2 separate regions of the Homo sapiens genome follow, and region 2 is linked to region 1. Evidence: chromatin contacts called from ENCODE Hi-C data. All regions are on one chromosome and are shown on one strand. Each heading gives the region's core, a stretch centred on a gene start or an enhancer-like site at or near the end of the contact. The rest is flanking DNA. Distances are from core to core; before and after follow the strand shown. Region 1 holds the start of SF3A1 (splicing factor 3a subunit 1). Region 2 holds the start of MTMR3 (myotubularin related protein 3).

Region 1 (6,041 bases), core at 2,158-4,657:
CAATCTCCTGACCTTGTGATCTGCCCGCCTCAGCCTCCCAAAGTGCTGGGATTACAGGCGTGAGCCACCGCGCCCGGCAGGTAAACTTTTATTAAATTTGTATGCTTTTCTCTTGTTAATCTGTTTTTAAAATTTTATTTCATTTATTTATTTTTTAGAGACAGGGTCTCACTCTGTTGCTCAGGCTGCAGTGCAGTGGTGCTGTCATAGCTCATTGTAACCTTTAACTCCTGGGCTCAAGTGATCCTCCCCCTCAGCCTCCTGAGTAGGTAGGACTACAGGTGGGTGCCACCGCACCTGGCTAATTTTTTTGTTTTTTGTAAAGACAGAGACTTGCTATGTTGCCCAGGCTGGTCCTGGCCTCTTGGCCTCAAGCAATCTTTTCGTCTTGTCCTCTCAAAGTGCTGGGATTATAGGCGTGAGACACCTTAATCTTTTATTAAACTTGCAATGAGTGAGGAAAATATATTACTTTTTCTCCCCTACACATTAAAAAGAGTAAAAATAAAGGTCAATTAACTTTAATTTTAACAGCATATTTTATTTAACCCAATATACCCAAAACATTATCATTTCAACATATCAATATAAAATTATTAAGGAGATTTTTAACATTTTTATGGTATTAAGTCTCAAAATCTAATGCCTGTTTGACAACACATGGCCATTTGGACCAGAAACCATTTCAAATGTTCAAAATCTGTGTTGGCTGGTAGCTACTGTATTGGACGGTGCAGAGGGTTGGATGCTGTGTGTGCATTCAGCAAATGAGGACTGAGTATCTGTTCCATACCAGGCACTACGTCAAGACCAGGAACACAGCAGGGCACAAGGAGCCCTGTCCTCCAGGAACTACCAGTGATATCTGAGGGTCTCCGCAAGGGGTAAGCTTGTGTGTGCCAGTTTCACCCATGGGATATCACCCAAGGGATACGTGTCTGCCCCATGATACTCACAACACACATGCCCACATCCTACACTCCTGTTGTCTTGGCAACTGCCAATGAACTACTGCTGCCCAAGAGATTTTATGTCTCCAAGGAGGGAGGCAGAAACAAAGGCAAAATAACACACGGAAGTATTCTGGGTTTCCTTCCTGGAATGGGCATGAAAGAAATAAAGAAATCAAGAAGCCCCCAACCTGGGAGAAAGTGTATTCAGGTGGCAAAGCATCTGGAATTCATAAGCTTGCTTGTGAAGGCACCAGGAAACACTGATCTGTTCACCTTCAAATAACTATAGCTGCCACATGGGGCCATCCTGGATATCAACTCCCAGTAGATCCTGGATCAGATAAGCAGCAGCAAATGCCCAAGTGTCAGGAAAATCCAAGATGACCTTATGTTGTTTCTTCTGAAAATTGAAGTCATGCAGATACAAGCATAGTTTAAGAAGTACTTTATGTGTGTGTCAAGTGAAGAAGCACTTGACGTGAGCTCTTTCTGCAATTCCTGGGTCTTGAGTGGAACCCTCAGTCTGAAGCTGCCAGCCCGGCACTGTACCCATGACCACATAGGTGACAGCACTAATTGAGCCCTTAGGGAGGAGCAGCAGCTATCTCTGCCTCTCCTCAATTTCCTGGGGCTCAAGGTGGACTTTTGACTCCCAGAGAAGAGCAGGAGCCTTTCCTGCATTTCCGTTCAACATTCAAGCGCCTTCTCTCTCTCAGAACTAGTACCCTAACCCTACTCGGTAAAGATGATGCCTACTTCCCAGCCAGGGTGCCTGGTGAGATTCAAAGCCACCACCATGAAAACACGGGAAACTCTAAAACCAGCTATGTGGCAGATGTCAGTCTCAAACATGAGATTGTTAATTGCCTGGATCCCTGGGGATACTGAAGGGACTGAGGGCAAAATAACTAACTGCACTAGTAGAGGAATAAGACTGGCTTGAACTTGCATTCCCACTCTACCAACTCCAAACTTCACTGTCCTCATTTGTAAATAGGTTGCTATAAGGAATAAATGACGTAACACATGAAGTGTTGGGCACAGTATCCGGCTCATAGTAAATGACCAATACATCCCAGCTATCATTATTCTACATTAATAACAACCATGACACACAGCTACGATGTGTGTGGGGGGAGGGGGAAGACTTGAGAGAGCAACCTTTCCTATCACTCCCTCATTTCACAGGTGAGGAAACTGAAGTCCAGGAACAGGTTCGGAGCCAGCTCCCCGCTTTCCAGAGTTGAGGAGAGGAGGAAGGAGAGAGGGGGGAATCGCAGGAGAGGGAGAGAAGCCGGCGGGATTCGAGGTAGGCCTCTGGGGAGCGAGCCGCATAGCTTGCAGGGCTGCATCTGTGAGAGTGAGGGGTGAAGCCTAAAGCAGCAGCCCTGCGTGATGGCTCATGCGTGTAATCCCAGCACTTTGGGAGGCCAAGGCGGGAGGATCGCTTGACCCCAGGAGTTTGAGACCAGCCTGGGCAACATAGGGAGACGTCCTCCCATGTCCCTACAAAAAAAAAAATTTAAAAACTGGCCGGGCGCGGTGGCTCACGCCTGTAACCCTAACACTTTGGGAAGCCGAGGCGGGCGGATCATTTGAGGTCAGGAGTTCCAGACCAGCCTGGCCAGCATGGTGAAACCCCGTCTCTACTAAAAATGCCAAAAAAAAAAAAAAAAAAATTAGCCGGGTGTGGTGGGCGCCTGTAGTCCCAGCCACTCGGGAGGCTGAGGCAGGAGAATCGCTTGAACTCGGGAGGCGGAGGTTGCAGAGAGTCAAGATCGCGCCACTGCACTCCAGCCTGGGTGACAGAGCAAGACCTTGTCTCAGAAAAAAAGAAAAAAGAAAGACAAAGAAAGCAGCAGCCTTGATTTGAGAGGGAGGCCCCCAGTGGGGCTTGAGGGCGGGACTACGGAAGGCAGGGGATGGAAGCAAGAAAAGGCAGGTTCCGTGGGAAAAGCGAATTAAGGGCGTAGGATTTGGAAGCGGGGCTTGGAGGATGTGGGTCTGAAATGAAAGGGGGGACTAAGGGAGTAGGGAAGTGGGGCTCTTAGGCGGTGAGCCTGAGGGGACAGGGGCTCTCCTAAATGAGAGACCAATGGGAGGGAGCTGGGCTCTTGGAAGGCGGGGTCGAAGGGAGCGAGGTACTGGCCTGTGGAGTAAAGGAGCCGCGAGGTGAGTGCGGCGGGGGTCCGGCGGGTGACGTACAACATCTCACCTGTCTTCGGCGTCGCGGCTTCAGCCTTCGTGTCTGGTCGGCTCCCGGAACTGCCCCCGGTGCGCCTGCGGCCACCGGGATCCCCGAAAAGCCCTAGCCGGGCGCTCAGGCCGCTGCCTTGGCAACGGCGTCGGACGCCGCGGTGCCCGCGGGGAGGGGCGGGAAGCGCGTCACGGCGAGGGGACGGTCCCGGAAGTGCGCCAGTCGTACCTTCGCGGCCGCAACTCGCTCGGCCGCCGCCATCTTGCGAGCTCGTCGTACTGACCGAGCGGGGAGGCTGTCTTGAGGCGGCACCGCTCACCGACACCGAGGCGGACTGGCAGCCCTGAGCGTCGCAGTCATGCCGGCCGGACCCGTGCAGGCGGTGCCCCCGCCGCCGCCCGTGCCCACGGAGCCCAAACAGGTACCTCTCCCCCGCCCCTCAGCCTGCAGCCGGAGGGTTGGCCTGGGCGCTCCTTACTCGCACAGGAATAAGCGGCCGGCCGCTATGAAGGGCTTGGAGGGACTGCAAGTCCCAAGAGGCTGCGCGCTTCCCGCGCTATGGTGGTGTTCTGGTAGCGAAATGAGCCACCCTGAACGGGATTCTCTAAGTGGTCCGCGGAGCAGCCCCGTCGGCACGAGCCGGGAGCTTCTTAGAAATGTGGAGTCTCCGCCGTAGATCTTTTAAATAGGAATCTACATTTGAACAAAATCCTAAGGTGATTGATTTATAAGTGCGAGAGGCGCTGATCCAGCCCATCCTCTGATCTTATGTAGCAGTTGGGGCCGCCGGCCACAGCCTTTCCCCAGTAATGGCTAATTTCCCAGCCTGCACGGTACATCTTTGGATGTTAATTCTCAGCATCTATTTCGGTGTCTGCCCCAAGCCAGACACCGTGCCAGGCTCCCACATTACCGGAATGAATGGGGCATGGTCCCTGCCTAGGGAGCTCACAGGCTAACGAGAAGACAGACATATGAGAATGCTCACCAAATGTTTGTTGTCCCAATGGCCATCGATGATACAGTGCCAGCCCGCCCTTAATAAAGCTCTCCAATCTCGAATGTGCACAAACCATTGTAGTATGGTGTGATATGCCCTGTGATAGAAGTTTCAGGTACAAATCTAATGAACATTGTTTGCTGGGCTAGAAGGGATATTAAGGTAGGGAAGCCCACAAGAGTGAGAGGTAAATTTCTTTTAGAAGAAGGAATAGGAGTTTGCCAGGTAGGTGACTAGGGAAGGGAAATAGCATCCTTTATTCATCCAGCAAATATTTATTGAACACATACGCTGATCATTGCTTTGGGTTCAGAATAAGGGGGGCGGGGGGGGGGAACATGACTGAAGAAGCCATGCCTTTTCCACAAATATTTAAGTGCCCGTGTGTCCCTGGCATTTTCCCAGGCATTGGGGGAAAATAAGGTAATAGCCAGATAATATGCGCAAAGACACCGAGGTGAATCAAACGGTGTCTCTGATCAAGAGTAAATGAACAAGTGTTGAAGCATAGACTTAGGAGCGTAGTGGCAGGAGATGCGATTCTTACTTAGGATTTGAACTTTTCCTTGTAGACAGTGGGAAGAAAAGGGAGTGTTTTAAGCCAAATAGTGACATTTGTGTTTCAGAAATTCAGGTAGGCAGACGTGTGGAGAATCACTATGAGGGGAGGCCAGTCACGCTATTCCAAAGAGGCTGAAGGCCTGGCCGAGATTAGGGCAGAGGGGGTAGGCAGGCTCTTCAGCCAGAGTGGTGTGTTAGAATCCTGGTTCTGCCAGTTGGACATTAAGCTCTCCATCTCTCAGTTTTGTCATCTGTAATGTGGAGATATTAAGAGTTCTTGGCCGGGTCCAGTGGCTCACGCCTGTAATTCCAGCAGTTTGGGAGGCCGAGGCAGACAGATCACTTGAGGTCAGGAGTTTGAGACCAGCCTGGCCAACATAGCAAAACTGTCTCTACTAAAAATAAAAAATTAGCCAGGTGTGGTGGTGCATGTTTGTAATCCCCACTATTCGGGAGAGAATTGCTTGAACCTGGGAAGCAGAAGTTGCAATGAGCCAAGATCATGCCGCTGCACTCCAGCCTGGGCGACAGCAAGAGACTGTCTCAAAAAAAAAAAGAGTACTTAATCTTATAGGCTTCTTCTAAAGGTTATAAGAGTTAATATATTTAAAGTGCTTGGGAAAAATACCTGGGATCTACTCATAGCTTGATAAAAGTTTTTTTTAAGAGACCGGGTGTCGTTCTGTCACCCAGGCTGGAATGCAGTGGTGCAGTCATAGCTTACTGCAGCCTTGAATTCTTGGGCTCAAGCAATCTTCCTACCTCAGCCTCCTGAGTCACCGGGATTATAGGTGCAAGCCATTGTGCCCAACTTGATAAACGTTATTATCATCGAGTGTGGAAGCTGAGGAAGAGAGAGGAGCCCCCAACTTTCTGGCATGGGTGACTGGGTAGCTATTCCTGAGGAAAGAGGTTAGAGATGAAAGTGCCCAGTAGTTAGCTGCACCTGAAGCTGTTTAGTACACAAGAGTGTTCTGGGACATCAGTTTGGGCCAGATTGTTTAGTCTAGAGGCGGAAGGGGAAGTGGAGGACACCAAAAACTGAGAAGAGAACCAAGAACAGAATTGGGCGGTGGGAGTGGGGATCTCCAGCTTCACAGTGCAGGAGGTGAAACGGGTCAGGAAGGAAACTTGAATGGAATGGTGAGCAAGATGGGAAGACAGGCAAGAATGGGGCCTAGGAGTTGAGAGTTTTGTGAAGGAGTGGTCACCATTCACGCCCAGATAATGGCTGTGGGCAGTTGTTTTTGACTTTGTCAAGAGCACTTAAAATGAATGGGGACCAGATGGGAGGCAGGGAAGTGGGACCAGCAAGACTGAAGAGAACTCA
Region 2 (6,041 bases), core at 2,033-4,532, 470 kb after region 1:
CTGTCAATCCAGAACTTCCCACTATTCTATACTACCTTTGCACTTACTGTGCTCTTAAAAAAGTAACTAACATCTGAAACACTTAAGATTCATTAAGACTCAAAAACTAGGGGACTCGATAATGTTCATGACAGTCTTTAGAAAACAATTTCTTAAAGGAATCTCAAAAATTCCAAACAATAAGCACTGAAAGCTGGCTCTTCATTTTCATTTTCTTTCCTACCCAGAGCCCTATTTGATCAAAAATTGGCTCTTTAATCCATTGCAAAATATCAGGTAGCTTTTAATAACTAACACTGCTATAAACCACCATAACTGTTCTTTTTCCCATATCAATAGTATTCACTTAATTAAAAAATATCTGAGGGCACAGAATATGCGGATAACTGCGCTGGATACTGGGGACACCAGGGAACAAAACAGACAAGGCCTCTGGCTCTTCTAATGGACAGCTGGGTGCAACTCTAAAAATACTACTCTATGATTTGACAGGATATTTACCAAAGCCCTTCACTACTCTACACAATTGTAACAACATTTTCTTCCACCTCTTCCAAACTTGTAAGAACCTTCACCACACCCCCCTCTAAAACACGAATACTTCCTTTGGTAACAGCATTCCACTTTACTGAAGAAGGTGTGAACGTGTTAACTAGAACTACAGCAGATTTTTAAACTGACTTTACCACTCCTCATGGCCTGCGGCAAATCTCAAGAACTTTTCACAATACATAGTAACCCTTCCTGGTTCACAACCCGGGTCTCAAATGATTGCTAACACACCCATCCTACCCTCCACTAGAAATCTGAGTCAGATGGTTTAGGAGCAACCATAATGGTGGGAAGCATCTTCAGTGGACCCCTTTATGAGCCAGAAGCCGACTTACTCCCTCTCCTTCTCTGTTTATTTCCTCTGGATCCTTCAATATATCTCTGGATACAGTATATCTCCAATTAATCAGCATCTAATTTTATCAAGTGTGTTCCTAATAACTTGTTTGCAAATTAACTTTTGGCAACAAATCTGTTTCCCCTACATAAATCCATTATATTTTAAGAGATGCTCAATTTGCATCTCTTTAAGTTTCTCATGCTTCCCCTTCTCCACCTCTTAAATTCTTAAAGATCTATAAACAAAAGCACCCTGAGAAGTCATAATTAATGGGACTTCTTTGGAATACCCAACCTAAAGCAAAAGTTCACATGCCTTGCTGACCAGAATCATTCACGGAGCTTTGTAAGGACAGATCCCCAGGCTCTATCCTCAGAGATTTTAATTCACCAGGTCCTGCATGAGTTCGAGGAATTTAGGTAGTCCATAATATTTCTAATGACCAGCCTTAAACTAGACAACCACTGAAGAACCTGGCCTATGAGCTGAGAAACTCAGGGTTTTTTATGGCTGGTCATTAACGACAAGCGGGGCTGTACCACTGTGCTGGTCACTTGAAGTTCTCTGAGTCACCTGAAAATGAGGGAGTAATTGGAGCCAAAAGAGGTATTCATAGGCAGCCAATCTAAAATTCTAGAATCCTCCAAATTTAATTTAATATCACATACTATACTGGGTTTACTCAAAACAGTGTCATTCTGGCTGGCGGCAGTGGCTCACGCCTATAATCCCAACACTTTCGAAGGCCAACGCAAGCGGATCACTTGAGGTCAAGAGTTCCAGGCCAGCCTGGCCAACATGGTGAAATCCCCGTCTCTACTAAAAATACAAAAATTAGCCAGCCGTGGTGGCGCACACTTGTAATCCCAGCTACTTGGGAGGCTGAGGTGGGAGGATTGCTAGAACCTGGCAGGCGGAGGTTGCAGTGAGCAGAGATCGCACTACTGCACTCCGGCCTGGGCGGGAGAGAGAGATTCTGTCTTAAAAAAAAAAAAAAAAAAAAAAAAAAAAAGTGTCATTCTGTAAGCTCTTCTAGCCTACCCAAGTCATAGGCCCTATAAAGGGAAGACTTTCTGCATGCCATCAATGTCTCCTGTCCTACTGAACAGCCCTGAATCTGAAAGGGGAAGGTCCCCACCACCTCTCCATGGACAAATCACAAACATTTCACATTGAAAAAAATAATAATAATCTCCTGTAATTCAACCCAGGCCTCTTATGGCATTACCATTCACATATGAGAAAGTTGAACCTTAACTAGAAAAGTATATGGTTTTGGGGTTTTGTTTTGTTTTGTTTTGTTTGTTTGGGTTGTGGAAAAATAGATGTCAGAATCAAGATACTACAACAGTAAGAATTTAGGCCTGGGTCTGGAAAGGACATTTGAACATCAATATGTAATAGCAGTCCATGTCCAAAACTCACAAGTGAGATTATCAAATTCCAGGGGAGTCTATTAATGTGGCCAAAAAATCTACCCCATAATTTTGACATAAGTTTTCCAGTCCAAAATACAACCTACAGTATCATCTTATGGGTCCGGAAATGCCATACATCAAGCAAAATTACTACCGGAGAAATAACACTGTAATCATTTGCGGAGCAGTCTGACCAGGGTTCCCTCAGTTACGCCAACCGCCCCCAATCATCCTACCCACCTAAGTACTACCAGGTCAGGGGGATGCCCTGCTGCACGATCGGGCGGTCACTCCTCCTTTCCACAAGGCCCAGGCCCGCACCGTTCGCCCCGGGGCTCCCATGGCCCCTGACCTCCAGTATCCGGCAACGATGGACCGCCACAGACCCGGCAGGGGGCGAAGGGCGCACACCCACCTCCCGGGAGTTCGTGGGAATAACTCCGGGCGCTCCGAGGGTACGTCCCACACCCAGAGCCGCACGGGCCCATCCCCGCCAGGTCTGGGAAGGCAGCCCGAGCCCGGGACCCCGCCTCCCCCGCATCTAGGGTCCGGGCCGAGCTCGGCCGCCGAGCTCCCATTCCCACTCCCACACCCAGCGCCTCCCCCTGGCGGCGACAGCCGCCGGGGACGCCCCTCCCCGGGCCCCGCACGCAGTCCCCAGCCCTCCCAGGGCGCTGCCTCCTCAGAGGGTGACAGCCGCCTGGCCAGGGCCGGGGCCGAGGCCGGCCCCTCCTCCAGCTCTTCCTCACCCGCCGAGGAGACGGAGGACGGGGATGGGGTTCTTACCGGGCAGCAGGACATGGCGAGGCCCTCCACGGCACAGTCTCCCCCTCCGCCACCCCACCAGGCTCCCTGCCAGGGCCGGCGCTGGGCAGCGCCTGAGCCGCTGGGACGTCTCGTCCGGCTGCTACTCCGCCGCCGCCGCCGCCTTCTCACAACCACAACAACATGGCGGCAGCGGCCACACAGAGCGCGCTCCCGACGCCGAGCCGGGCGACGAGCGAGGACGCGCGCGCACGCTCGGGCGCTGAGCCCGGTGTCCGGGAAAGGGGGCGGGTCTCCGCCGGTTGGACGGGGGCGGGGCCTGGACAGGTGGTCACGCCCCAGGAGATGGGCGGGGCTGCAGCTGGGGAGAGGCTCGCGAAAAAGCCCAGCGGAGCAAGAATGGCTAGACAGATGGGAAATGGGTGGAGGAAAAGAGATGACAAAAAAAAATCTGGAAGAAAACCAAAGGTGGTCCTACAGATTTTTAGGAGGCGTCTTTTCCAAGCTCTGTAACCCTGGGCAAGACATGGCTCACTCTACTTACCAGAAAAATAGAACAATAGTGGTATCTTCCACCTGCAATTGTGGTCAGGATAAAACCAGTTTAATATAATGCAAGTAAATATAGTGTTTTAGAAGTTGTATTCAGAATACAATTTCTTTTCTTTTCTTTTCTTTTTTTTTTTTTTTTTTTTTTTTTTGAGACAGAGTCTGGCTCTGTCGCCCAGGCTGGAGTGCAGTGGCATCTCGGCTCACTGCAACCTCTGCCTCCCGGGCTCAAGCGATCCTCACACCTCAGCCTCCTGAGTAGCTGAGACTACAGACTCACAACATCATGCCCGGCTAAATTTTGTATTTTTTGTAGAGATGAGGTTTCTGCCATTTTGTCCAGGCTGATCTCAAACTCCTGGGCTGAAGCAATCCACCCACCTCGGCCTCCCAAAGCGCTGGGATTACAGGCATGAACCACCGCATCCGGTCCAGAATACAATTTCAAACTGATTCAACTTCAGCTCCTAATCAAAAGCTCAGCGGGAAGAAGTGAGTTTTCAAACAAAGTAAAAAACAACTCCCCCAAAAAATTGTAACCTACCCACACTAGCCTGCAGAATTCCACAAACCAGGATTGCATTACCGTAGGCCCTAACAGATTCACCTCCTCTGAGTTGCCTTTTAACATTCTACCCTTGACTTTTCTGGAAACTGGGAGAACTAGTCAAATGAAATCTATTCCTGCGTCTGTTGTAAAGTTTTTCCACAGCACTTTCTGAAATTTATTTTCAATGTTTACTGTCATTTTACTCCACTAAAATGTAAAAGCTACTTGAAGATAAGGATCTTGTCTTGTTCGTCACTGTTTCCCCAGCACCTAGAACTGTGCAGGTTAAGTAGTAGGCAGTCGAATTTCTTGATTAACTAACAGCTGGCTGGGCGCGGGGGCTCACGCCTGTAATCCCAGCACTTTGGGAGGCCAAGGTGAGTGGATCACCTGAACTCAGGTGTTCGATACCAGCCTGGCCAACTTGGTGAAACCCCGGATCTACTAAAAATACAAAAGTTAGCTGGGCATGGTGGCGGGCGCCTGTAATCCCAGCTACTTGGGAGGCTGAGGCAGGAGAATAACTTGAACCCGGGAGGCGGAGGTTGCAGTGAGCTGAGACTGCGCCACCGCACTCCAGCCTGGGCGACAGAGCAAGACTCCGTCTCAAAAAAACGAAACTAAACTAACAGCTAACATTTATTCATACAACTCATCTAATTGAATCTTCACAACTTTAATAGGTAGATGCCATTATCTCCATATTACAGATGAAGAAAGTGAAGCACAGAATAAATTGCGTGTATTAAAACAAAATTCAAACCCAGCAGACAAAAAAAAAAAAAAAATACTGTGCTGTCTTACCCACCAGGCTGTACTGCCCAGTGCATGGACACAGTAGCCTGAAATAAAATCTCAAGTAAGAAATTACTTTAGGCCGGGCGCAGTGGCTCATGCCTGAAATCCCAGCACTTTAGGAGGCCGAGGCAGGTGGATTGCTTGAGCTCAGGAGTTCGAGACCAGCCTAGGCAACATGGCGAAATCCCATCTCTACAAAAAATACCAAAAAACTGGCCAGGCGTGGTGGTGCACGCCTGTAGTCCCAGCTATTTGAGAGGCTGAGGTGGGAGAATGGCTTGAGCCTGGGAGGCAGAGGTTGCAGTGAGCCCTGATTGTGCCACTGCACTCCAATCTGGGTGTCAGAGAGAGAAAAAAGAAAGAACGAAATAAATTACTTTAGAGTTAAAAGCTTGGAAAGCCCTTGCTTTACTACCAGAAAAACCGGTGTGCTTCCTGCTTTTTGATAACTGTTACGCATCTGATTGTGTCTCTCTTTTCACTCTGGCTTCCAGAAAGCCCAGGGCTAAATGTGAAGCTCAGCAATGACCTCTTCTTGGCCCTTGAGGGTCCACTCCTGCCTCAACTTTGCACCTGTATTTATATGTGGCTGCCCTGATTTTCCCTTTCTGTTCTATGACTGACTATAGGCTTAATGGAATGGGAGAAGAAACAGTAAATACTAAAATTGATGAATGATTTAAAGTTTTTTTATTTTATTTTATTTTATTTTATTTTTGAGACAGAGTTTCACTCTTGTTGCCCAGGCTGGAGGGTAATGGCGGGAACTTGGCTCACTGCAACCTCTGCCTCCCGGGTTCAACCGACTCTCCTGCCTCAGCCTCCCGAGTAGCTGGGATTACAGGCATACGCCACCACACCCGGCTAATTTTTTGTATTTTTAGTAGGGACGGGGTTTCTCCATGTTGGTCAGGCTGGTCTCGAACTCCCGACCTCAGGTGATCCACCAGTCTCGGCCTCCCAAAGTGCTGGGATTACAGGCATGAGCCACCGTGCCCGGCCTCTTTTTATTTTTATATTTTATTTTATTTTCAGACAAGGTCTCACTCTGTTGTCCAGGCTGGAGTGC

What was found. Hi-C counts contacts between places; a loop is a spot of excess contacts on that map. Pooled maps may share reads with other maps.
Region 2: a pooled map shows a loop between it and region 1 (5-fold over the local background). The contact joins the promoter of MTMR3 here to the promoter of SF3A1 in region 1. A Hi-C loop is called at or near these places in 5 of 50 pooled maps.

Annotation. Positions count from the first base shown.
Region 1 is chr22:30,354,260-30,360,300 of GRCh38, reverse strand. SF3A1 (splicing factor 3a subunit 1) reads left to right here and starts at 3,407. Exons shown (of 16, transcript NM_005877.6): 1 at 3,407-3,571. The coding sequence starts at 3,509. CCDC157 (coiled-coil domain containing 157) reads right to left here and starts at 3,294. Exons shown (of 12, transcript NM_001017437.5): 1 at 3,169-3,294. RefSeq lists an enhancer at 1,926-2,525 and a silencer at 3,461-3,710.
Region 2 is chr22:29,880,415-29,886,455 of GRCh38, reverse strand. MTMR3 (myotubularin related protein 3) reads right to left here and starts at 3,282. Exons shown (of 20, transcript NM_021090.4): 1 at 3,097-3,282. RefSeq lists silencers at 2,740-3,239, 3,300-3,469 and an enhancer at 3,182-3,476.